Linked DNA regions of Homo sapiens: all the other regions are linked to region 3. The links are chromatin loops, found by intact Hi-C in ENCODE. Cell type or tissue: ovary. All regions are shown on one strand.

The links. A loop is a pair of places that touch in the nucleus more often than their neighbours do. Peaks named below come from ENCODE experiments on the same cell type or tissue, not always from the same donor. Only the 100,000 strongest peaks of a DNase experiment are listed, where the experiment ranks them.
Region 1: it touches region 3 in a loop (4-fold over the local background); 81 of 110 quality-filtered maps call a loop at or near these places.
Region 2: a loop joins it to region 3, with 2.7 times the contacts of the local background. A loop is called at or near these places in 63 of 110 quality-filtered maps.

What each region holds. Positions count from the first base shown.
Region 1 is chr3:129,603,074-129,611,073 of GRCh38, forward strand. It overlaps PLXND1 (plexin D1), which reads right to left and starts at 3,603. Exons shown (of 36, transcript NM_015103.3): 1 at 2,256-3,603. The coding sequence starts at 3,566. It overlaps LOC124909431 (a long non-coding RNA gene), which reads right to left. Exons shown (of 2, transcript XR_007096079.1): 2 at 6,805-7,281. RefSeq lists enhancers at 1-854, 1,847-2,839, 3,832-4,824, 4,825-5,815 and silencers at 133-427, 3,562-3,621, 3,772-3,931. In ovary, no CTCF peak of the experiment used is centred here; DNase peaks (open chromatin) are centred at 308, 2,551 and 4,088; H3K4me3 peaks cover 3,538 bases; H3K27ac peaks cover 2,004 bases.
Region 2 is chr3:129,930,654-129,938,653 of GRCh38, forward strand. No RefSeq gene overlaps it. Among named protein-coding and RNA genes, the nearest start is that of TRH, 40 kb to the right of the region's middle. In ovary, a CTCF peak has its summit at 4,019 (motif pointing left); DNase peaks (open chromatin) are centred at 3,998 and 6,298; H3K4me3 peaks cover 786 bases.
Region 3 is chr3:129,486,146-129,494,145 of GRCh38, forward strand. IFT122 (intraflagellar transport 122) reads left to right here. Exons shown (of 30, transcript NM_052989.3): 16 at 2,112-2,252; 17 at 5,996-6,049. Among named protein-coding and RNA genes, the nearest start is that of RHO, 38 kb to the right of the region's middle. RefSeq lists silencers at 3,533-3,741, 4,148-4,217 and an enhancer at 4,141-4,435. In ovary, a CTCF peak has its summit at 4,196 (motif pointing right); a DNase peak (open chromatin) is centred at 4,276; H3K27ac peaks cover 1,781 bases.

The DNA of each region.
Region 1 (8,000 bases), 120 kb after region 3:
CCAGACCGGGGACCTTGAGCACCTCTGGGAGATACTGCCAAGTGGCACTGGCCTGTGCCCACAGCGGGCACGGCGAAGAGGAGAAGGGTGTGGAAAACACAGGGAGGGTGACCAAGGAAGGCCGCAGCCGGAATCTGTGGCCTTGGGGTGGGGAAGAGGCCCTTCGCCACTCTGTCCTGGGGCTGTGTCCCTGGAGAGGCCCTGTCCCCTTAGGTAGAGAAGCTCCAGCCCCCCTCAGCTGGGTGAGTCACTGCACCGAGGGAGCGGACCGTGGGAACCAGAATGGTTCTTGCCAGAGGGGGAGGGAACCCTGGGCTGGCCTAAGGAATCCCACAGATCAGCTTACACCAAAGGGCCGAGACACAGGGCCTGAAACTACTGGAGGAAGGCCCTCAGTCCACAGGACACTTCTCTCCATTCAGCGACTCCCCACTGAGACCCCCAGTGCCAAACACAGTTGCCTGCGAGATGAAGCTCTGGGGTGGAGATGGTGGATGAACCAACCATGGCACAGGGCAAGCAGCCCCACCACCCTTTGGACTGTCTGCCCTGCTCACCCACCGTGACCTTTACTTTCAGGGTGGCCGGCCAGATGGTGGGCAGTCGTGGGAGACCGACCTCGACCTTGGGAGAAGGAATCTGCATTTTCTCAAAGCCCCAGTGTTGGGCCCGCCCACAGAGGAATGGTTAATCTCATGAAATTCTTGTCACAGCCATGGAGAAGGGACAGGGTGGGGCCCCAAGGAAGGCTTGGGTCACCACAAGAAGGCTGAGTTCTGCATTTTGCTGATGGAGATGCAGCTTCCTAAGGGAATGGCAGGCAGTGGAGCTGAAGTGGGCTCGCCAGACTCAGATGGGTGGAGGGTGTGGGAAAGGCCCCAGTGTCATTCTGGGGCCTCATTCCTCAGGGTGAACTATGGGGATCAACAGACCCAGCTCCCAAAGCCAGTGTGAGGAGCAATCCCTTGCCATGAACTTCCTTTCAGGGAACCACACCAAGTCCCCTCCCGCACCCTTGTCATGTCAACACACATGCTGATTCCGTCAACCTGGCCCCCCTTGCTACTGCCCAACCCAGCCTCAGACACCTGGGCCCCATGCCTGCCTGTACTCCTCCTCATTCCCCACTGAGCCCCACGGCCCTCTCCTGCCCCCAAAACACCCCTGTTCACATCCCTCCATTCTCCTGGCCCTGGCATCTGCCCACCCCAGCTGCCTGGGACGCCCCCAAAACACACGCACTCTGAGATCCAAGTCCAGAAGGCAGCAAAGGCTGGGCATTAAAAACACAGATGCTGAGGCCAGACAGGCTGGATTCAAATCCACCTCTGCTAGTGCCCAACTGTGTGATCCTCAGCAAGTTGCTTAACCTCTCTGTGCCTGTTTCTTCATCTGTAAAATGTGATGAGAATAGAGGCTACCTGAGAGGGTTGTTCTGAGAACTGGGAATTGTGACATGTGATGCCCCTAGCTGGCACTCCACAAGTGCTATTGTTTACCCCAGACTCCCACACCTGGTACATACTAGGTGCTCAGGAAATATTTGCAGAATAGGTGAATAAAAGTTGGCCTCAGGCACACACCTGTTTGCCAACCATGCAGCCTCCTCAGAGTACCGACTCATGCCCAAATACCTGCGTCCCCTGCCACGCACATCCCACTGCACACCTAGCCCTGTCCCGTTGTACCAGTGTCTGTGCAGTACACCTGTCTGCCCTGTGCGTCTTCAGGCCCCAGCTTGCTGGCACACAAGTCCATGCAGACATCTGCAGGGCCCTGGTGCACACCTGTGTGCCTCCTTGCACACCTGCCACACCCATGCACCCATCACCAACGTGCAATGGTAACTCTGACAGGCTCACGCAGTGGCCCCAGAACACAACTTTGGTCAGGCATGCAGTCACTTACTGCGCCCTCAGCATGCACCTGTGACCCTCACGTGCATACCTGGGCTTTATGCGCACCTGGGTACCTGTGGCAACTTGGACCCCTCCCAGTACGCCTAGGTATGCGCGCCCATGAGCCGGCACTCACTTGAGTCCCTGCACATGCCCACCTGGGCCATACAGGCGCCAGTAGTACCCCTCGGGGGACACCTGTATTCTCGCGTGCACACCTGGGTTCCACGTACATCTGGATCTCTGCGCGCTCCCACCTGTGACCCACTCAGCTCACGACCCGCTCGGTTCCCGCCCGCCCCCGCCCCCGCCCCCGCCGCCGCCGCCGCCGCCGCCGCCGCCACCGCCCGGGTGTACCTGGATGTTGAGCTTGCGCTCACAGGCCGGTCCCGTGCCCTGCACCACGCTGTCGAGCACCGCCACCACGTCGGGCGCCGGTTCCACGAAGCAGGCGGTGCGCGCAGCTCGGATGGCGGCTCGCACGTCGGCGAAGCGGAAGGCGCAGAGTGCGGCCGGAGCAGCGCGGGCCGCGGGGGACCCCTGGGGCCGCTCGAAGACAGCAAAGAGCCGCTCCCGGGCTGGGAAGACCGACACCAGGCGGCTGTAGAGGTCGCCGCGGCCCGCGCCGCCCGCGCACTGCAAGCCCAACTGGATGTAGGACTCGGTGAGCTTCTTGGCGTCGCCGCCGGCGCCGTGGGGCAGGCAGATGCGCGCCAGCAGGCTCCGCGCCTGGCTCTCCTTGTCGCCCGCGCGCGCCTCGCTGTTGAGCGCCAGGTACGCGTAGGACTGTGCACCCGGCGGCGGGTCGGACGGGTGCAGGAAGGCGCTCACGAAGCCCAGCTTGTGCTGCTCCTTGGCGCCCTGCTTGATCTTGAGGATGTTGTCGTCGGAGGGGTTGAGGTCGAAGGTGAAGAGCTTGGCCAGGTCGCCGCGCGTGTCCAGGGAGCGGATGGCGATCTCGGGCGTGTTCTCGAAGCGGTGGTCCTCCAGGCTGCGGTTGCGCGGGAAGAAGGAGCTGCCGTAACCGGTGTACGTGGCGCCCACGAGCAGGCGGCTGCCCCCCGCGCCCGCGGCGGGAGGCAGAACTAGCCCCACGGTGGACGCGTTCGGGTGGTTGGCCGCCACGTTCAGCATGCTGGGGAACACCGTGACGGGCTCGGCGGGCGGCGCGGCGGGCGGGAAGCGCACGGCCACGGCCGAGATGTTGCCCCGGCGCCGCAGCTGGCAGAAGCCCTGGTAGATGGACCCGCACACGACTACCAGGCCCTGGCCGGGGTCCAGCTGCAGGATCTTGTTGTAGTTGTCCGTGAGGCGCCGCGGGTGCTCGCACGAGGCCTGCGGCAGCTGCGGAGCGTGACACAGCGGGCTGTCGGGCACCGGGCCCACGGCCGCCTCGGCCTCCAGGCTCAGGTTGGCGCCCGACAGCTGATAGAGGCGGTTGACGGCCGCCAGGTACACGGTCCCCGCCGCGCCGTCCAGGGCGAAGTTGTTGGTGGGCGTGGGCGAGGGGAACCGACGCTGGATCTCCAGGGCGCCGGCCCGCGCCGCCCCCAGGAGCAGCAGCAACAGCAGCGGCACCGGGCACCGCGGCGGCGTCTGGAACGGCGGGGGGCTGGCGGCGGCGGCCCGGGCGCTAAGGGGTGCGCCGCCCGCGGCGCGAGGAGCCATCCGGGCGTGCGCGGGCTGCGCGGCGCGGCGAGTGCATGGGGCGAGGCGCGGCCGGGAGCCGGGAGCCCGGAGGCGGCGGGAGGCGGGGGGCGGGCCCGGGCCGCGATGCGCTTCCTGCCCGCGCCAGCCGCCCCCGACCCCGGCGCCCGGGCCCGGGTCAGCCTCGCCGCGCAGCCCGGGGGCGGGGCGGGGGCGGCTCCGCTGCGGACACGCCCTCACTCCCCGCCCCGGCCCCGCCCGCCCCCGGGACCCCCGCCTGCCCCTGGCCGCCCTGGGCCACGCCCCGCCGTCCGCGGGTCCCGCCGCCCGCGCCCTCCAGGACCCGCCCGCGGCCCCAGGGTCCCTCCCCGTAGCCGCCGCCGCCGTCGCTCGCTCTCCTCGCTCTTTCCTCCCACTTGGCCGCTTGGCCTGCCTCGCTCGCGCCTGTTTTCTCTTTTCCGCCCTCTCCCCCACCCCGTCTCTCCCTCTCTCTGCGTCTCTCGGTCTCTGCGTCTCTCCGTCTCTGTCCCCACCCCAAACTCCGCGCGTGTGGCGCTTCTCCGGGTTCTGCCTCTGCTTCTCCTTCTCCCTCCGACTCCGCTTCGCTCTCCAGTCCCTGGCAGCCCCGCCCCCGGCCCTTTCTAGTCTCCTTCTCTCTCCTGCTCCGTTTTTCCGTCCCTGACGCTCGCTCCCTCTCTCCGTGGCTCCCTCTGCCTCCCCCTCGGACCCTCCGTCCCTCTCTCGGTCCCTCTGAGCTCCCCTTTCCTTCTCCCTCTGCCTTCCCGAACCCTGTGTCTCCCCTCCACACTCAGCCTCCCTCCACCACCTTTCTCAGGCACTGTCCAGGCCTTCGCTCCCCCGGTGCCGGCCAGTCGGGCCCCCCAGACCCCATAATCTGTCCCCCAAACCCCAGACCCATAAAAGGGATTTACAAGTGGCAGGGCCAGAGGGACCAGTGCTCAGGGTCAGATATATAAATGAGGAAAACATGGAGAGAGGAAATAGTTCCAGCCAGTGGCCCACAACCGATAGCCAGAGCAAGGCCTTGGTCCTGGAGCCCACAGTTGCCTCCTGTGGAGACCCAGCCGCACCCCCACCCCTGGCACCCCCGCCAGGCACTTTCCCTGACATCCTCCCAGGCTTAGTGGAAGATTAGTCCCACAAAAGCCGGCACTGGGCAGGGTTCTTGATCTCAAAAGCAGCGTTAGGGGCAGGCAGCCTGGTTCCAAGGTCACAGCCCTGTGAGGACCATGCGCCGTGGCTGTTTTGCGGGGGTGCTCACACAGGGCTAGCCCGTGCCAGACACTGTGCCAAGCACTTGCCATGTACGGGCTCTCTTTTTCCTCACAGATTCCCCCGAGGCGAGCGCTATTGGTAACCCATCTTCCAGATATGGAAACCAAGGCTGAGGGGAAGGGACTGGCCCAAGATGCACAGCTCATGAGGAGCAGAGCTACAGTGTTTGAAAGCAAAAGCCCTTCAGCTCCGACCTCTCAGAACGGGGCCTCCCATCAGACCCCCAGCTTCCACAGGGTGCCCGGTGGGCCTCACTCTGAGAGTAGCGGGACCTCATTTTCCTCTTTCCCACCCAACCAGGAAGGAAGGGCAGGGGTGTCTGTGCACCATGGGGCCGGCAGGAAAGGCTGGGCCTGCAGCCGCCCCCCACTTCCCTCAACACCCTCGCCTTCCTGCCATCCTGCCCGCCTTGTTCCAGACCCCTCAGCCCTGGTCTGGCCACTGCTTTGATGGCCGGGAGTGTTGAGCTGCAGGAAATTGGAGGCCCCCTCCCAGGCCCATCCACCCACCAAGAGCCACTCAGGGGACTGCCCGTGGGACTGTGTCCCTGTCTTCCTCTCTGGATGGAGAAGGCGCACATCGTGCCACCCGTGGGGGCCAACTGCAGAGCCCAGCAGGGGTGCATGGGGCCTGCCTCCATGCCCCTCCTCCTCACTCACATCCTCAGTGCCCCCACCCCAGTCCATCCGCTGGTCTCTCTGTCTTATCTCTCTCTCTCCTGCCCCCACCCATCTCTGTTCCTATCTGTCTTGCTCCTCCCGTTCACTCTCTTTGTCTCTCCTTCTCTCAGTGTCTTGCCCCCTTCCCTTTCCACTCTTCATCTGTCTCTCTGTGTCTCTATCTCTGTCTCTCTCTCTGTCTCCCTCCCTATCCCTCACCCCCACTCCCTCTCCAGCCCCTCCTCTCTTCCTTCCTGTCTCCCGCTCATCTGGTTCATCTTGCTGCATCCTGCAGCTCCCCCCACTGAGCCGTGAGGATAATGCTCAGTGTTGTCTTAGACCAGCCTGTGGTGATGATCCTGGGCACTTGGGACACAAGCTCCCTGCCAAGCTGAGCAGTGGGGTTTAGGAGCTCTCTAGGTGAAGGGTATTCGGGTCTGAGTATCCTCACATCAACTGGAGGTGAGAAGTGCTGTGTGGTCTTGTGCAAGGCACTCACCCTCTCTGAGCCTCAGTTTCCTCAACTGTAAAATGAGGACAATCGTAGCAGAACACCTGCCCCTGGGAGGGTGTGAGATGGAGAATATAACATAACAGGTGTCAAGCACAACAAGGCTCTTAGCAAACACCAGTTTCTCCCCGCCTTGTGGCAGTGAACCATGACCCCTGAAGCCCATGTTAGAGCCAGGAGTTGGGGTGGGGGGCATTGCAACTAAAGACCAGGGCTCCACCTCCTGTCCTGAGCCCCAATGTGGCTAGCAGAGCCACCAGACGGTGAGAGTGAATCCTGTGCCCAGCACTGCCCTACCAGATCTTACACCATCCTTGCAGCCAGCTGACTAGGCTGTGGTCAGCAAACCCATTTCACAGATGGGGAAACTGAGGGGCATTAGCAAGGTAAGGATTGAAACCCAGATCTGGCTCCACATCTTATGATTTCTCCCTTCTACCCATTAGCTGGGAGCACCATCAGGCCAGGATGGCTCATGGTGGCAGCCCCTATACCCCTGGCTGGGCAGAGGAGGTGCTGACAATTACTGGCTGAATGAATGAATAAAGGAAGGAACAAACCACACCTTCCCTGGCCTTACTAAGATGCAATGAGGTGTTCTTCCAGAGGGAATTTTGGAGGGAACCAAGGGGAGATGAAAGGTACTCAGGAGTGGGGATTAGGTGGGACCCAGCAATAACTAACTTGGAATGAACTAACCCAGAATAGCCAGACCTAGTTGGTTATTCACACTGCAATTTGGGCCTTTTTCAGTTTTTGTTCAAGTCTGATTATATCAAGGAAAAGGTCTTGGTTTGAGGCTAACATGTCTTTAATGACTGTAACATTTGTCACTGTCTCTTTTTAATAGAGAGAAGGTCTCAAACTCAGGGCTGTTGACATCAGCGTGCTAGAATGTACTGATAGCGCTTTGTTTTCTTTGTACTTGCCGTTACTTTCTGGTTTTGGCAAGTGCTACTGGTTTTCCATGTACAGTAATGATGTAAAGCTTCCTTGATAAATGCATTGATTGAAGTCCTTTAAAAGTGAGTTAAAGACAAATGTGAAATAGGTGATAATCCAGATGCCACCAAAATGCCTGAAATTTGGGAAATGTCCAGCAGTGCCTTTGAAGACGAGGACCTGGTGGCCGAGTCAGGGCAGTCTTGCTTGGGGCACGGTGGTCAACGGCTATGCTGGCTCGGAGAAGGCGGGCCTGGGCCTTCCACCCCACTGGGTGGGCTTCCCACCCTGTCCTGTCCATTCTCACCTCTGACTGCCCAGGGCAGAGCTGTGAGGAGACAGAGGAAATGTTTTTCTTCTTCAATTGGAAAAAATAACAGTGGGGCCAGGGTTGCGCTGGGAGGAGGGGGCTCCTGCCCTCCCGTCCCTTGGGCCTGGCCTCTGAGAACGTTTCCTTGCAGGAAATGCCCCTGCAAGGTTAATGCTTTAGAGCACCGCCTCAGCCACAGGAAGGTGCTGGAAACAAGAGTCCTAGGGACGGCTTGGCAATCCAGCCATGGGCCTAGGTGGTGCCGGGAGCCATCACTGCTGCTTCTCGGGGGCTGGACCCGTCTCATTTCCCCGTGGGAGCAACCCTGCGGGGGGGGTCTTAGCAACCCCCCTTTTTTTTAAATTATACTTTAAGTTCTAGGGTACATGTGCACAACGTGCAGGTTTGTTACGTTTGTATACAGGTGCCATGTTGGTGTGCCGCACCTATTAACTCGTCATTTACATTAGGTATATCTCCTAATGCTATCCCTCCCCCTCCCCCCACCCCACGACAGGCCCCAGTGTGTGATATTCCCCATCCTGTGTCCAAGTGTTCTCATTGTTCAGTTCCCACCTATGAGTGAGAACATGCAGTGTTGGTTTTCTGTCCTTGCGATAGTTTGCTCAGAATGATGGTTTCCAGCTTCATCCATGTCCCTACAAAGGACATGAACTCATCCTTTTTTATGGCTGCATAGTATTCCATGGTGTATATGTGCCACATTTTCTTAATCC
Region 2 (8,000 bases), 440 kb after region 3:
AAATTTTGAATAATATAGTGTGAAAATTCTGGAAATCAGATGTCTCCCTCCCCAGGGTTTGTTGTTGTTGCTGTTCATTGTTGTTGCTGCCTCTGTTTGTTTAATGTCTTTCCTGGACTAATTCTGTAAAGTCTGTATTCTTTGCCATGTTTTACTAAAGTCTCTGCTTGGTTAACTTAGTGGTCAGCTAATGATTGGACAGTGTATTAGTCTGTTTTCACACTACTATAAAGAATATCTGAGACTGGGTAATTTTTTGAAGGAAATAAGTTTAATCGGCTTACAGTTCCATGTGGCTGGGGAGGCCTCAGGAATCTTACAGTCATAGTGGAAGGGGAAGCAGGCATGTCTTACATGGCAGCAGGCAAGAGTGTGAGCAGGAAAAATTGTCACATAAAATCAGATCTCATGAGAACTCACTATCATGAGAACAGCATGGGGTAAAACTGCCCCCATGATCTAATCACCTCCCACAAGTTCCCTCCCACGACACATGGGGATTATAGTTTGAGATGTGATTTAGGTGGGGACACAGAGCCAAACCATATCAGACAGAGATTTCTTTGAATGCTCTGGACCAGTAAGTCTACCAGCCTTTGACAAGGGACTCTGTGTGTGTTGTTAGGATATGCTTTCAACATTCCAGCATTACCACACTACCTTAGTCTTCACTTCCTGCTTGAGCAGAGCCTCAAGGTGAGCCAGCAGTGAGGGATTATGGTTTTATCAGGTATTTCCTGGGAAAGTGCACAGTCTTGTACATGTGCACAGCCGTCTAGATCCCCAAAAATATGTGGGAGTTTTTCAAAGCCCCCAATGGACATCTCATTCCTAACTTTTCTTTTAAATTTTTTGGTCAGCTTCTTGTTTGCCCCATCTGTTATCACTGCCTCTGGCAGCTACAATATTAAACAACTGCTGTTGATGGTTTTTGACAAATGTCCCCAGGGTAAAGGCTGTTCACATTGACTGAACTCTCAGGTCAAATAAAGGCAAGCTCTGAGAGTAGGGACTTCCAAGGAACTTCCAGACAGGTCAAATGATGACAACTTTCTGGGGATGGGACTTGTTAGCAAGCTCCAAACCCTTCTTTCCCCTCCAGCAGCTGCTAAGGTGCTGGTTCTCATGGCTATCATTATTGTAAGGCTGTCAGTTTTCAAGAATACTGCAGAACTAGGAGAGGGAGATGGAAATAGGACAAGTTAAAATGTCACAAATCTCACTGTTCTTACTGAGATTGTCTTGAAAAAAATGCTCCTGCATTGTTGTAAGCCTTTGATTAACTCCCGGAGTACTGAAAACATCAATTTTGACAATTTTTGCTAGTGTTCTCATTGCTCTTACGGAGGAGTGGATTTTCAGAGGTCCTGACTTGATCATTCCAGAAGTGCCCTCTCTTCTGCCAAAGACGTTGGAATTCATTTTTTTTTTTTTTTAAAGACAGGGTCTCGCTCTATCCCCCAGACTGGAGTGCAGTGGTGCCATCATGGCTCACTGCAGTCTCAAACTCCCGGGCTCAAGCAATTCTCCCATCTCAGCCTCCCAAGTAGCTGGGAACGCAGGTGTGCACAACTGCACCTGGCTAATTTTTTGAAATTCAAATTTTAAAAATGTGCAGCTCAAAGAAAAGGGTCTGTAGACTGAGATGGTCTGTGGATGATTAGACTTATGGTCTTTGGCCCCCAGAGTAAGCACTCTAAAAATATTCATTTATTTGTACTACAAGGTTCTGACACTTGGGGGAGGAAGGGGCCAATGAATGATGATTTCATAGAGTATGTTCTGAGATTTCCTGAGATGTCTGGCTGTGATTCCCTTTCTTCTCATTCCTTCTTACCTCTCAGACCACACGCCTGGCCCTTGCTCCATTGACTCTCAGCCCACGATTATTCTCAGGGACCCCAAGGCAAGCAGTGAGGGGCTACTCCCCAAGGAGAAAGGTGTTCTTGGGGAGATGCTACAAGAACCTCCTGGCAGAGTCGAGGATCCTTTCTTGGGCAATCTCTCATCATTCAATCAGCACACTAACCCACAGAGGGTGCAGATGTGAACACAAAGGAAATGCCTTCCTGATGCTACTGATTGGTCAGACGATTGGGCACATCTCCCTGATGAGTGAATGTGTGTAAATGTTTGAGTGTGTGGGCATGAATATTCATATGTGTGTGAATATGTGAGTCTATGTGAGTATATCAGTGTAAATGTCTGAGCACTTGAGTATAAGTGTGTGTATGTAAGTCAAATCTGAGTATGAGCAGGTGTGAATGTTGTGTGTATACGGGTATGGCTGAGTGGGTAAGTCAACATCTTTGCAAGCATGTGTGAATGTGCATATAAATGAGTACATGTATGACTGTGAAATATAAATAGTAAGTGAGTGAAGTGTGGGTGTGTGCATGTGTGTGTTGTGTGAATGTGTGTGAATAGCCAAGTGTCTGTGAGCGTGTGTTCATTGGATGTGAGTCAGCATGTACAAATATATCAGCCTGTGAATGTTTGAATCTGTGTGTGTAACTATGTGTGTGGATGAGTGTGAGTTCATGAGAGTGTGTAACTGTAGGTAAATGCTTGAGAGCAAATGTGTGTGAGCAGATTGAATATATATGTTTGAATTATGATTATACAAATGTGTGTATTACTGAGCATGGGTTTAAGTGTATGAGTGAACCTGTGAACATTTGAGTGTATCTGCAACTGTACGTGGGTGAGTGACTGAGTGTGAGTGTATGAACATGTGGATATAAATGTTTGAGTATTAAGGTATGAGCACATGTATGTGTGTGTGAGTTCACACATCTGAGTGTGTGGACATGTGAATGGAAATGGGGTGAATGAGTGTTTATGTGTAAGCATGTGAGTGTGTGTGAGGAGGGTCTCTGTAGCTTTAGTGGGGCAAGTGAGTGGCCCACCACAGCTGGAGAGAAAGCCCTGGTTCTCCCTGGAATGTGGGATGTGGAGGTCAGGTACCTCCAGGCAGGGAGTACTAGGTCCCCACACATGGGAAGTTCACCTGCTCAGGGCCAGCACCTGGATTGCGCCCTTGGGGTCCTTGGCCTCCTGCTCCCAGCCCACTCCTGGGGGTCAGGGCAGAGCTCCCGGGCACACGTCTCCTGGCTGGGGCCCTGTCTTTCTCTCAGAGTTGAAGAAGCCAGGAGTCTCCACCTCACCTTTGCACACACGTTTGCATCATTATAATGTCAGTGGTGCAAGTCTTACCTGGCATCATTACATTTTTTCCCACTGGCCTCACAGCAAAGGCAGGAAAGGCTGGGTGTGTTCTGGAGGTTTCTTTGAGAACTCTGCTTCCATTTGAGAAATCACCGATTAGCTGCCATGCTTTGTCCTAAGGGCTTTGCCCTCATTACTTCACCCAGTCTTCCCGACAGCCATTAGCAAGCCCCTTTCAGAGTCTGCAGGGCCTGACTTCAAATAGTGATGCTGGGTGTGATTGGCTGTGCGACCACAGAAACTGAGAGATTCCCTCTCAACTCCAGTTTACTTATCTGGCAAGGGCCGCTGGAGAGGCTGCAGGGTTCTTCTCACCTTTCAGGTCTCAACCCAAGCTTCATCTCCTCACATAATTCCCTTCCTCCCTTATTCTCCATCACATAATCCCGTTTCTTTCCCCTATAATGCAATCTGTAGTTATCTTATTATTTTATCTGTTTGTTGGTGTGTTTCTTGTTGTTTCAGCCTCCATACAACTCTGAGGCAGGCACTGAGTCTTTCCTGGTCACGGCTGAATCCACAGCACCTAACACACCGCGTGGCCCTTAGTAGGTGCTCGACAGATACCCAGTAACTATTCACCGGCGGTAAATGAACTCGTGCATGTGTCTCTTGGAATCAGCTACCCGCTGGGACCTTCCCGTTGAAAACTTGGGTTCGACATTTACTGCTTTGAGTCCTCAAATCCGCTGGTGCAAAGATTTGAGAACTGTGCTTTTCTACAATTCAACTCCAATTTTTGGTCCCGGGTCCGTAGCCCACCGTCGCAGGGCCCTGGTTATTTCTGGCTCTGCAGTGCCACCTGCAGGCCATAATTAGATCTGCAGCCTGAGGAACATTTCCCACCTCTAAGGTCTCAAACTAGGAATGAGACTGGGGAGTCTAGCCGGGCCAATGACTCCAGGTGACCAGGAATTGCTAAAGTGAAAAAGTGACCCTAGAAGGTTCTCATAGACAGCTTGGTGGTAAATGATAGGAAACCTCTCTTCTCCCACTGTTCACTTTCTCGAAGCATTAAATTCCTCCTAGGGTTCCAATCCTCAAGTTGCAGGGGTCTCAGAATCCTACCTAACTCCTCTTCCTCCCCACAAGCGTGCTTACCCTGAAGCCTTCCATCTCAGTGATTTCTCAGTCCTGAAATGCTAGAGTCATCTTTATTTATCCTATACCCTACGTTTAGTCCATCAGCAAACCCTGTCTGCTCCATCCTCCAAAGACATGCCTAGAGCCTGACCACTTCACACTACTTTCTCTGCTCTTACTCTGGTGTGAGCCAACATCATCTCTCAATTGGAAAAGATTCCTCCCTAGACATTTCTCCAAAGAAGATACACAAATGGACAACAAACACAGGAAAAGATGCTCAACATCATTAGTCATTAGGGCCATGTGAATCAGAACTGCAGTGAGATACCCTTTCACACCCATTAGCACAGCTTTTATTTAAAAAATGAAACATAACAAGTGGTGGTAAGGATGTGGAGAAATTGGAACGCTTATACATTGTTGGTAGGAAGATAAAATGGTGCAGCTGCTGTGAAAACAGTATGGTGATTTCTGAAAAAGTTAAACATAGGCTGGGTGCAGCGGCTTATGCCCGTATTCCCAGCATTTTAGGAGGCCAAGACAGGAAGGTCACTTAAGCCTATGAGTTTGAGACCAGCCTGGGCAACACGGAGAGGCCCCACCTCTATAAAAAATTGAAAAAATTAGCTGGGCATGGTGGTGCATGCCTGCAGTCTCAGCTACTCAGGAGGCTGAGGTGAGTGTATCACTTGAGCCTGTGAGGTTGAGGCTGCAGTGAGCCGTGATTGTGCCACTGTACTCCAGCCTGGGTGACAGAGTGAGACCCTGTATCTAAAAAAAAGAAAGAAAGAAAAGTTAAACATAGAATTACCATATGATCCAGGAATTCTACTTCTGGGTATATACCCAAAAGAACTGAAAGTAGAGAATCAAACACATACTTATACAACCATGTTCATATCAGTATTCACAATAGTCAAAAGTTAGATATAACCCAAATGGCTATCAACAGATGAGTGGTTCACCATGAGAACCTGATGATGAAATGCAATATATCTATGTAATGAAATACTATTCAGCCATCAGAAGGAATAAAGGAATGAGTACTGATACATCCATCAACATGGAGGAACCTTGAAAACATTGTGTTTAGTGGAATAAGCCAGATACAAAAGGCCAAATGTTGCATGATCCCACTTATATCAAACATCTTTTTTTTTTTTTTTTTTGGAGGTGGAGTTTCACTCTTGCAACCCAGGCTGGAGTGCAATGACGTGATCTTGGCTCACTGCAACCTCTGCCTCCCGGGTTCAAGTGATTCTCCTGCCTCAGCCTCCCGAGTAGCTGGGATTACAGGTGCCTGCCACCATGGCCAGCTAATCGCCCGGCTAATCTTTATATTTTTAGTAGAGACGAGGTTTCGCCATGTTGGCCAGGCTGGTCTCGAACTCGTGACCTCAAGTGATCCGCCCACCTCAGCCTCCCAAAGTGCTGGGATTACAGGCGTGAGCCACCATGCCCAGCCTATATCAAACGTCTTGAACAGGCAAATTCATCAGTACAGGAAGTAAATTACAGGTTACCAAGGACTGCAGGGGGGAAGGGAGAATGGGGCGTTATTGCTTAATGGGTTCAGAGTTTTTGTTTGGGGTGATGAAACATTATGGAAATATAGAGTAGTGATGACTATATGACATTGTGGATGTACTTAACGCCGCTGAATTGAACACTTAAAATGGCTAAAACAATACATTTTATGTTATATATGTGTCACTGGTAAAGGGTCGTGACTGCCAATTGTCCAGGTTCTTGGTGTTTTGAACAAAGAATTGAACAAAACGCCCAGCAAAGCAGAGAAAATGAAGCAACAAAAGAACAAAAGCAGGGATTTATTGAAAACGAAAGTACACTCCACAGCGTGGGAGCGGCAAGAGCAGCGGCTCAAGGGCCAGCCATACAGAATCTTCTTGGGTCAAAATACCCTCTAGAAGTTTCCCACTGGGCACTTCATGCTTACCTCATGTAAATGAAGTGGTAGCCCGTGATCAGTCAGGTGGTTTTTGCAACCAATCAGAGGCTAGGGTGAAGTTACAAAGTTATACTTCTATGCAAAAGAAGACTCAGCTGCAATCAGTCTGATTGGTTGTGGACAGCAACCATTCAGAGGCTGGAGTGAAGTTACAAAGTTGCGAAGGAAGACTCAACAGGCAATCAGTCTGATTGGTTGTGGACAGCCAATTTCCCATCTGCTGTCCAGAAAAGGCTGGGGGTTTGCAAAGGGAGTAGCCTCTGGTCGTTTTTTACTTAGGCATGGAAAGTTAGGATTTTCCTTTCAAGTTAGTTCAAGGAAGTCGGAGTGAGGCATAAGGCTGCCTGCCTTAGGTTCCCTGCCTGCAGACTCTATTCTCCTGCCTCCTATGTTTTACTGCAGTTTTTTTCTTTTTCTTTCTTTTTTTTTTTTTTTTTTTTGAGACGAGTCTTGTTCTGTCTCCAGGCTGGAGTGCAGTGGCACAATCTCGGCTCACTGCAACCTCCGCTTCCCAGGTTCAAGTGATTCTCCTGCCTCAGCCTCCCGAGTAGCTGGGACTACAGGCACATGCCACCACGCCTGGCTAATTTTTGTATTTTTAGTAGAGACGGGGTTTCACCGTGTTGGCCATGATGGTCTCGATCTCTTGACCTCGTGATCCGCCCGCCTTGGCCTCCCAATGTGCTGGGATTATAGGCATGACCCACTGCGCCTGGCCAGTTTTTTTCTTTTTAAAGCAAGGGGAAAATGCTCCTCCCTGGTCTCCCTATCTGCACTCCCCACACAGTAGCCAGAGAGGTCCTGTGAAACTCTGTCACCTCCAGCCTCTGCTCAGAACTGTGTCTCTCACTCCCTCAGAGTAAAGGCCAGGTAGCCCTCAAAGCCCCTCAACACCTGGCCCATGTGTCCTCCCAGTTTCATCTGGGCCTCACTCACCGGACGGACGCTGCCTCCTCGCTGCCCCTCTGACCGGTGAGCGCTTGTGCCCCTGCGGCCTTGCATGGCTGCTCCCTCTGCTGGGAACTTTCTCCTCCCAATATCCACACAGTCCGCCTGCTCCCCTCCTTCAGGCCTTTGCTCAATGTCCCTATTTGGTGAGGCCTTCCCTGGCCACCTATTGAAACCCGTATACTCATCTCCACCCTGGCACCCCAGCCCCTCCCCTGCTTGATTTTTCTCTGGCTGCCCTCAGCTACGTGCGTATTTTAGTTATTTATCTGCTTATTGTCTTGTCTCCTTTCACGTAATTTGAGCTTTAGGAAGGCAGGGATCATTGTCCCTGTCCAGTTCACTGGCACATAGTAGACACTCGACAGTGATTTGTTGAATGAATGAATGTATGAATGAATGCCTACAGTTGGGAGTGGGCAGGCTGTGAGACAACAGAGAGTACGGGGACTGGGGATTACTGGGAGCTCAAGTCCCGGCTAATGCTCTCCAGCTGGTTTTTGTCTCGTGGGAAAGCATGTCATTACTGCCCAATTGACTATTTAAGAGAAGCCAGAAATCTGGATTTTTAGTGAAATTCTCCAATGTTTCAAGCACTGAGAACTAGTGTAGGTTTATAAAACATCTTGAGGACCAAATGATACCTATCTGTGTGCCAAGTTTGGCCCATGGACACCTGGTGGTGGCAAATGGTGGTGGCAAACGGTGGGTGCAGGGTGTTCAGATTTTTCTCCCCATCCCTGCCTCCTCTCCTGGGCTTCAGACCATC
Region 3 (8,000 bases):
TGCCTCCCAAGTAAGTCCAAGTGTTAGCCATCCATCATATGCTCAGCTGTGATATGCCTGCCTGAGTGCCTGTCCCACTCACGGGGCAGTCAGCATGGCAAGCAGTTGGTGTGGTTCGGGGAAGGAGCACCAGCTTTCAGTCCTGACTCTGCCATCTCAAGCAGCTGTAACTAGAGCAACTCATTTCACTCTTTGGGGCCTCATTTCTTTTCTGTGAAATGGGGTTAATTATACCCATCTTTCAGGTTTCGTCAAGCCAAATTTCTATTATTATTTCTCCTTATTACTGACTCATAAAATAGCAAAAACCACAAAACACAACTAAATTGCAACAGGCTGTACTTACTGACGGACTTTAGAAAGGAAAGCTCATTGTGTGCTTTAAGAAAAGCTTTCAGGAGTTTGAGAAAGCTTCCAGGAGATGGTGAAACTTGATCTGAGCCCTGAGAGGTCTGGAAAGGAAGAGTGGAGCAGGGAAGCTTTTCAAACAAAGGGAAAGGTGGGGGTAGGAACAAGACTGGAGAGCCTGGGAGATGGTGAGGAGCTGGTGCTGAGAAAATACAGTGAAGGTAATGATCATGCCTGCATTTTGCCCAGTGCTTCATTATTTTTGGAGCACATCTCTCCTTTGCCCATGGTAGCCTGAGCTGGGCAGGACATCTAAACAGAAGTTAATGGATTTACCCAAAAAGTCACCAGCCTAGGATGTGGCTGAGCCTGGCCTGGGTTCTAGGTCACCTGCTCCGTAGCCTATGCCTGCTGCCCCGCTAAAGGGAGCATTTAATGTGCCAATGAGGAGAGATGGCATGGTGGAAAAGATAAGCACTTGGAAGCAGCCATGTTTTGCTCTGAGAGTAGACAGACTCAAAATAAAAAAAATTCCTTCAATTCTAAAGCTAAAAAATGGGACTGGAAATTTCAAAGACAGACAAAAGCCCCAAATGGAGAAAACAATACTTCAAGCTCCACATTTGGGAACCATTAGCACAGAGGTCCTGGCTGATTTCTCTTCCCTGCCCAGGAAGCCAGGAGAGATGCAGGCCACTGAAGCACACTGGCTGGCCTAAAACAAGGGCAAGGCCTTTCCTTGTTAAAGATGTCATGGCCCAACTCAAGACTCATTCTCAGGCCTGCACGCACATATGCACATATACACGCGTGCATACATGTGGCAGGAAGGGGCACAGAACCTGGAGTCCAGTCACCTCTGGCTATTGCCAGCTATTTGCTGGGACAGGTCATTTGTCCTCTCTGAGTCTCGGTCTCCTGGGCTGTAGCCAGGGAGAAATAATACCTACTGCACAGGACTGTGGGGACAGCCAAAAGCCTTTTATAAACCTAAGAAAGAGAAGTCGTTAGGAACTATTCATGGGCACTCACAGCAAGGCAACCCCATCTTGTAGGAGGGCATCTGTCCCCAGGGCAGGGATCAGGAGAGCTGTTTCCAGAGGCTTCCAGGGTAACTTGGAGCAAATCACTTACCTTTCTTGGACTCAGTCCCTGGAAGAAGAGGCCATTCCAGACCGCTTCCTCCCACGAACTCATTCATTGTGTCAGCAAACGTAGACTGGGGTTCTGCTGAGGGAGGCCGATACAACCCACCACTGCCCACGGCTGTGCACGGCTTTGCTGTGGGAACAGGCCTGTAACTGCGGCACAACCTGCGATCTGGACAAAGGGCAGAGGAAGCTGAGACTCTTTCCCCTGGGGTGGGGGCTTGAGGGGCTTGGGAGGACTCTGCAGAAGAGGTGACATTTCAACAGGGCCTTGAAAGCCAAATAGGTATTTTCCAGAGGCAGAGTGGGGAGGGGCAAAGGCATTCCAGGTGAGGGTGACATCCTATGGCGAGGCAGGCCTGTAGGTGGGAAGGAGGGGAGGATGGGCAGAGAGTTTGTGCTGTGGAGCACAGTAGCCCAGTCATGAGAGAGGTGCAGGATGGAGCACACAGGGTGGGCTGGGCAGGCTGGGCAGGGTGCTGATTGGCGGCTGCAGGGCTGCTCCCCAGGCATGGGTAATCATCCCACGCATCTGGAGGCAGGCTCTGTATGCATCTGGTTCTTTCCATGGCTCTGAAAACAGTCTTCTTTTTTTCCCTTGATGAAATCCTGCAGTCCGCTCCCATGTACCAGTACCTGGATAGGAAACTGTTCAAGGAAGCCTACCAGATTGCTTGCTTGGGTGTCACAGACACTGATTGGCGTGAACTGGCCATGGAAGCGCTAGAAGGTTTAGATTTTGAAACAGCAAAGAAGGTAAGCATCTAGCCAGCAGGAGCTGGAGTTTGGTCCTTGTGGGGTCCCTTAAGAAGGCAGATGGGGACCCAGGTGGCACGGAGAGGCCATAGACTGCAGCAGTCTCTGGAGTTAGGCTGACCTGGGCTTGTATCTTAGCCACTTCCTCACTGTGGGCCTGGGTAGGTGACACCCTTTCTAAGATTGCTTCTCTATAGACGTAGGATGATGACAGGCCCCATCCTCACAAAGCTGTGAGGATCAAATGGGAGGATGCCTGTAAAGCCTGACCCAGGAGCAGCATGTCAGATTCTGGCTGTCACTCTTATTAGCTGTTCTCTGTGGGAAGCACCTGACTAGTAGCCTGGCACATCACAGGCACTCCGTAAATGGCGGCTTTTATTATCGGTGTAGTCACTGGCCATGATGCTGCACACAATGCTGCTTTTCTTAGCATCTGCCAACTAAGGTGGGAGAGATGGTCAAGGTCTCTGATTCTGACAGCAATGTGGGCACTTCCCACGTACCTTCATGGCGGGATTCATGGACTTGATTCGTTGTGTCCTTTCCTGGCCTAGTCTATGAAAGCTAGAGAGATGGCTGAAAACATCTGACCCCTCTCTGCACATAAGGAAAAGCCCAGGTATGTTCCTGAGCTGTGTTTCCATCTAGAACCTCAGATGGAGGAAGGAATGGCTTCCAACCTCCACTCCCCTACCCCTTCCCTCTTTATCTCCCCACAGTCAATTAATGAGCTGCTCATTTTGTCCATATTCCCGGGCTGACATTGAAGGAGTGGCAAAGAGGGACGTGATGCCCGCCTTGGGTTAGATCAAGACTTGTAGGCATGAAGAGAGGAGACTGGACCAGACCAGGACTAAGAAGCCTGGCTGAGAACGAGCTGTGTCACATAAGGGGCTCTGGGACCTCAGGCCAGCCACTTTCCTTGGAGCCCCAGTCCTCCCAGTTCTGAAATGGGGGTGGTGAGAATGCCCGCTGCAGTCATGAGGCTTAACTGAGATGTTGTAAAGGGGAATTTAAATCAGGGATGGTTGTGCAGATGCTAGCCATTACTAAACAAGGGAAGTGATCGTTGTGTAACAATGATCTAGATTATATTTTTAGATGTCCTCAGTGTAGGAAAGTGGAGATGGAGGAGGCTGTAAGAATTCAGAGGAGGGGCCAGGCGCGGTGGCTCACGCCTGTAAATCCTAGCACTTTGGGAGGCCGAGGTGTGCGGATCACAAGGTCAGGAGATCGAGACCATCCTGGCTAACACGGTGAAACCCCGTCTCTACTAAAAATACAAAAAATTAGCCGGGCATGGTGGCAGGCGCCTGTAGTCCCAGCTACTCCGGAGGCTGAGGCAGGAGAATGGCGTGAACCTGGGAGGCGGAGCGTGCAGTGAGCCGAGATGGTGCCACTGCACTCCAGCCTGGGCCATAGAGCAAGACTCTGACTTAAAAAAAAAAAAAAAAAAGAATTCAGAGGAGGGAGGAGGCATCTCTATGGAGGGAGCTTCCCTCTCCTGCCCCACCCAGAAATGCCAGCAGGGAGGGAGACGACAAATCCCTAGAATAGAAAGGATTGTAAAAAGCCACAAGGTTTAATATGAGTGTTTACTGATATTTTTATAAATATATATATTTTTATATATTTGTTTAAATATTGAGACGGGGACTCACTGTGTTGCCCAGGCAGGTCTTGAACTCCTGGGCTCAAGCAGTCTTCTTGCCTCAGCCTCCCAAAGTGCTGGGATTACAGGTATAAACCACCACACCCAGCCAGATTTACTATAGTTGAAAAGTAAGTGTATGTGGTATATATCTATTGTGTACAACATGCTGTTTTGAAAAAGCCACATGATATTGAAGATAGGCTGGATGTTACTATTTCATCTAAATCCCGAGTACCCCACCTCTTTACTCTGTGCCAGGCACTCAGGCTCACCAGCTTGGATATAGTGGTTCCTAGAGATGGACAGCCATCCCCACTAGATGGCAGAGAAGAGCTGCTGAGCTCCCGCCAGACCCTGAGCAGAGCTGCAGGTTCCTCCCTATTCCCAGGCTTCCCTCTGCTGAGCTCATTCAGGGGCCTTGTGACTCTGACCAGGCACCCTGACGCTGCAAAATGTGTCAGGTTGAAGGAACTCGGAAACAGATTTATTAATGGGCAAATCCTAGACACTAGCACAGCTGAGCTACAGCTAGAAAGACCCTTGAGAGGGTGTCAGTAGCAGGCCCCTTTCCACAAAGAAGATGGTTGGAGCCCAGAAGCAGAGAAGTAGGCTCAGAGCGAGGACTCAGACCTCGAATGCTCCTTTCCCTCTTGGCCACTGTGCTGGGCTTTGCAGGGTTGCCCTCTCAAGGCGCTTTAAGGAAACCCAGATCTAGAGGGTGATGTGTAAGACCTACAGCTTGGGACACAGGTAGTCTTAGCCCTGTGTTCCTTGGCCCATGTGATGCCCGCATTGCCCTTTTCTACGAATTCCTCTTCACAAACACTTGTTTGCCAGGTTCTGACTCTGATGCCTCCCTTAACGCTGCCTCCCACCCCTGCTCATGCTCAGACCATTCATCCGTGTTCTCCAGGCATGTGGTTCGTAGTTGGAGAGCTCTTAGCTCTGGGAGGTGTCATGATCTGTTTAATTGACCAGCTTTCCCTGTTAGAATGTGGACCTCTGAATTGTGGAGGGGGACAGGGGCCGAGACATGTTTCTCCCTGGGTCCTCAGTCTCTTGACAGGAAGCCTGGTCCTGTGGGATGAAAAGATAAAGTTGCATTGTGGTCACCTGCAAGGCAGGCCGGGGACTTGCTCATCTCCCGAGGTCTTTTCAGGAGGGAGGATGCCATGCTGCTGAGCAGAGGCTGCAAGTGGTCAGGATTGCTCTGCGTGTTCAGTTCAAAGGGCTCTGGAGCTGCTGCCTCCTCTAGGCACAGGTCAGCCCATTTTGAATGGGGCAATAAATGGTGACAGCAAAGCCACCTGAAAGCAGCCTGACCTGGTGGCTTGTGCTCCTCCAAACCCTGGGCAGAATCTGAAAGCAGCAAAACTAGCTTAGCTAACACCAGTCTGCTTGTTCCTCAGAAACTTCTAGAGGTCCATGAGTTAAAGTCTCTGGCTTTACTGTGAGTTCAAGGCAAGGGCTGCAATTTTAGGGTTTACATAAAGAGTTTGCCTTCCACAGACTTGGTGGGATTCATTCCCTACCCCTCCACCTTCTTCCAGAATCTGTCTTTATACCCTCTCAGCTTTCCCCTCCTCTGCTCCCTCTGTGGTACCAGGGGCTCTGGGTCCCCTGTGTCTGTGGCACCACTGGGTAGGCATAGCTGTCCCCTGCATTCTACCCATGTTGCCAAGATGTATAGGCAGTCTCTCATCAGTCCATGCATCTCATCCTCTCCTGCTGTGATGCTGCGTGACCCCCCAGAGGGTCAGACCGGCTTGTTCTTCTTTGGGTCTAGAGTCTCCCAAGGAGGCACCGCCACAGACTGTGGCATCACGGTTTTGTTTTACCTGATCTCAAAATGACTGATGCAACTGGGATGTCTTTGCTGTTCTTTACATGGTCCAATCCCATGGATAAAGCCATGCCTCGCTGGGTGGTATAACCTCCTGCACGCACGATGATTAATCTGTGCTTGCTCCCTTCCTCTCCTCTGTGGCTCACTGTCTAGATAGAGCTTGACTTCCCACCCCTAGCCAATCACCCACTTTTGAAGCCAAGAAGACAGCTTATTTTATTCTTTATTTCTTCGCCACAGGCCTTCATCAGAGTACAAGACCTCCGATATTTAGAGCTCATCAGCAGCATTGAGGTAAAAGATGAAGCATTTTTCCTTCTCAAGAAGGCATACTTGGGGTTCCTGTTTTAGGGGCAGCCCTTCTAACAGGCAAGAGCCTTGAGGACATGGGAACAGAGCTCACTGGCGTCTGGGCATCTGGGCCACAGCCTTGCTCCGGGGGCAGAGTGGCCACACTGGGGGAGACAACAGCAGGTAGTGTGAGCTGTTGTGTGATAGCTGGGTGAGGCACATGGGTTCCGGATCTCTCCAGGGTTGGGTTTCTAGTCTGTGAAAAGGGATTGGACCTACCTCACAGGCTGCTGTGAGGATTCAGTAGGTTCTCAGGAACTGGTTTGCATCCTCCTGGTGGCGGATAGCTGGTCACCATCCTCTCAGACTCCAGTAATCTGATAGTGTTGGAGGAGTTTCCCAAATGCACATGAGCTGAGCTCCATTCCCCAGAAATGGACCTGGGGAGCAAGGCCCACAGTCTGAACTGAGCGCCCCAGAGTTCTGGAGCAACCCCTAGCCCTACTGTTTCTGGCTGAGAATATTGACCTTGTCATCCAAACCCAATAGGCCTGCAGTGTGCTAAGGAAGCTGGTTGTAGGTATGCCATTTGCTGGGTGGTGGTCAACACTATGCTTTTTTTTTCTTTTTTTTTTTTTTTTTTCTGAAACAAGGTCTCACTCTGTTCCCCAGGCTCAAGCGCAGTGGCACGATCACAGCTTACTGCAGCATAGACCTCCCAGGCTCAAATGATCCTCCCACCTAGCCTCCCAAGTAGCTGGGACCACATGCATGTGCCACCCCGCCTGATTAATTTTTTGTATATTTTTTAGAGCAGGGTTTTCCCATGTTGCCCAGGCTGGTTTCAAATTCGTGGGCTCAAGCTATTAGCCCACCTTAGCCTCCCAAAGTGCTAGCATTATAGACTTGAGCTACCATGCCCGGCCCTTAGACACTATTCTTAATTTCTGTGTATCTCAGTGCTGTCTGGCTGTCTGTTAAAAGGCATATACATTTTTTCTCCTGAACATATTTATTGTGAAGGTATGGGAATGTGAGATACATTTGAATTCCCAGTTGGAAACAGTGAGGAAATAGCAAATGTCTTGTCCCTCTCATTCATTTCCCCATAATAAACACCTGTCATGGGCCAGCCCTTGTGCCGAGCTCAGTGGGCACAGAGCTGAGGAGGAGAGAGGCTGACAGGAGCTCACAGCCTGCTAAGCCTCATAACGTAATCTGCTCTGTGCCACATGCGTGATTTATGTGAATGCTGTTCTAGATCCTCACATTAACTGAATGAGGCAGGTACTGTTGCTCTCCCTATTCCATGCAGGAGGAAATTAAGGCTCAGCAAGACGATGCCACATCCCCATGGGTCCATAGCCAAAAACTTGGTGGAATTCAAGCCCAGTCTATTTCCTAAGCTCATGCTCTCTCGGCCACATACCCTCCCTACCCGCGTGTTGTAAGGGGCATCTGTATATTCTGGGGTTTACCTACCCGCGTGGTAAAGGGCTTGTTCGGAGCTATTGCTCAAAATGCCCAGTGCTGCTGACTTTCACTTGTAAATCCACTGGCCTGGATCTGGGGGTCTTCACCTGAAGCCAAGGAGCATAATTTTCCTCTCTACAAAAGTAACTGCTGTGGGGTCCAACTATTACTTGTCACATCTTACTGGGGTCAAAATGTAGTCCTCTCCTCGTATGCTATGAGCTGGGAAGTGCGTTAAAGTAAACTCCTAAGATTGTCTCTTGAAAAAAAGTAAAGTGCCTTTGAGTGTGCTCTATATCGACTGCCTGCAGACTTATTTGCACACATCTGGGTGCTCAGCATAATTCCAGAGAACTGCAGATCCTTAGTGGGTGCCTTTTGGATAGGGGAGATGTTCTTGTCCTGCTGACGGGGGGAAAGAACCTGCCCATGTTGACATGCACCTGCTGAGTGCCATAGATCGTTTTTATTGGTCATGGTG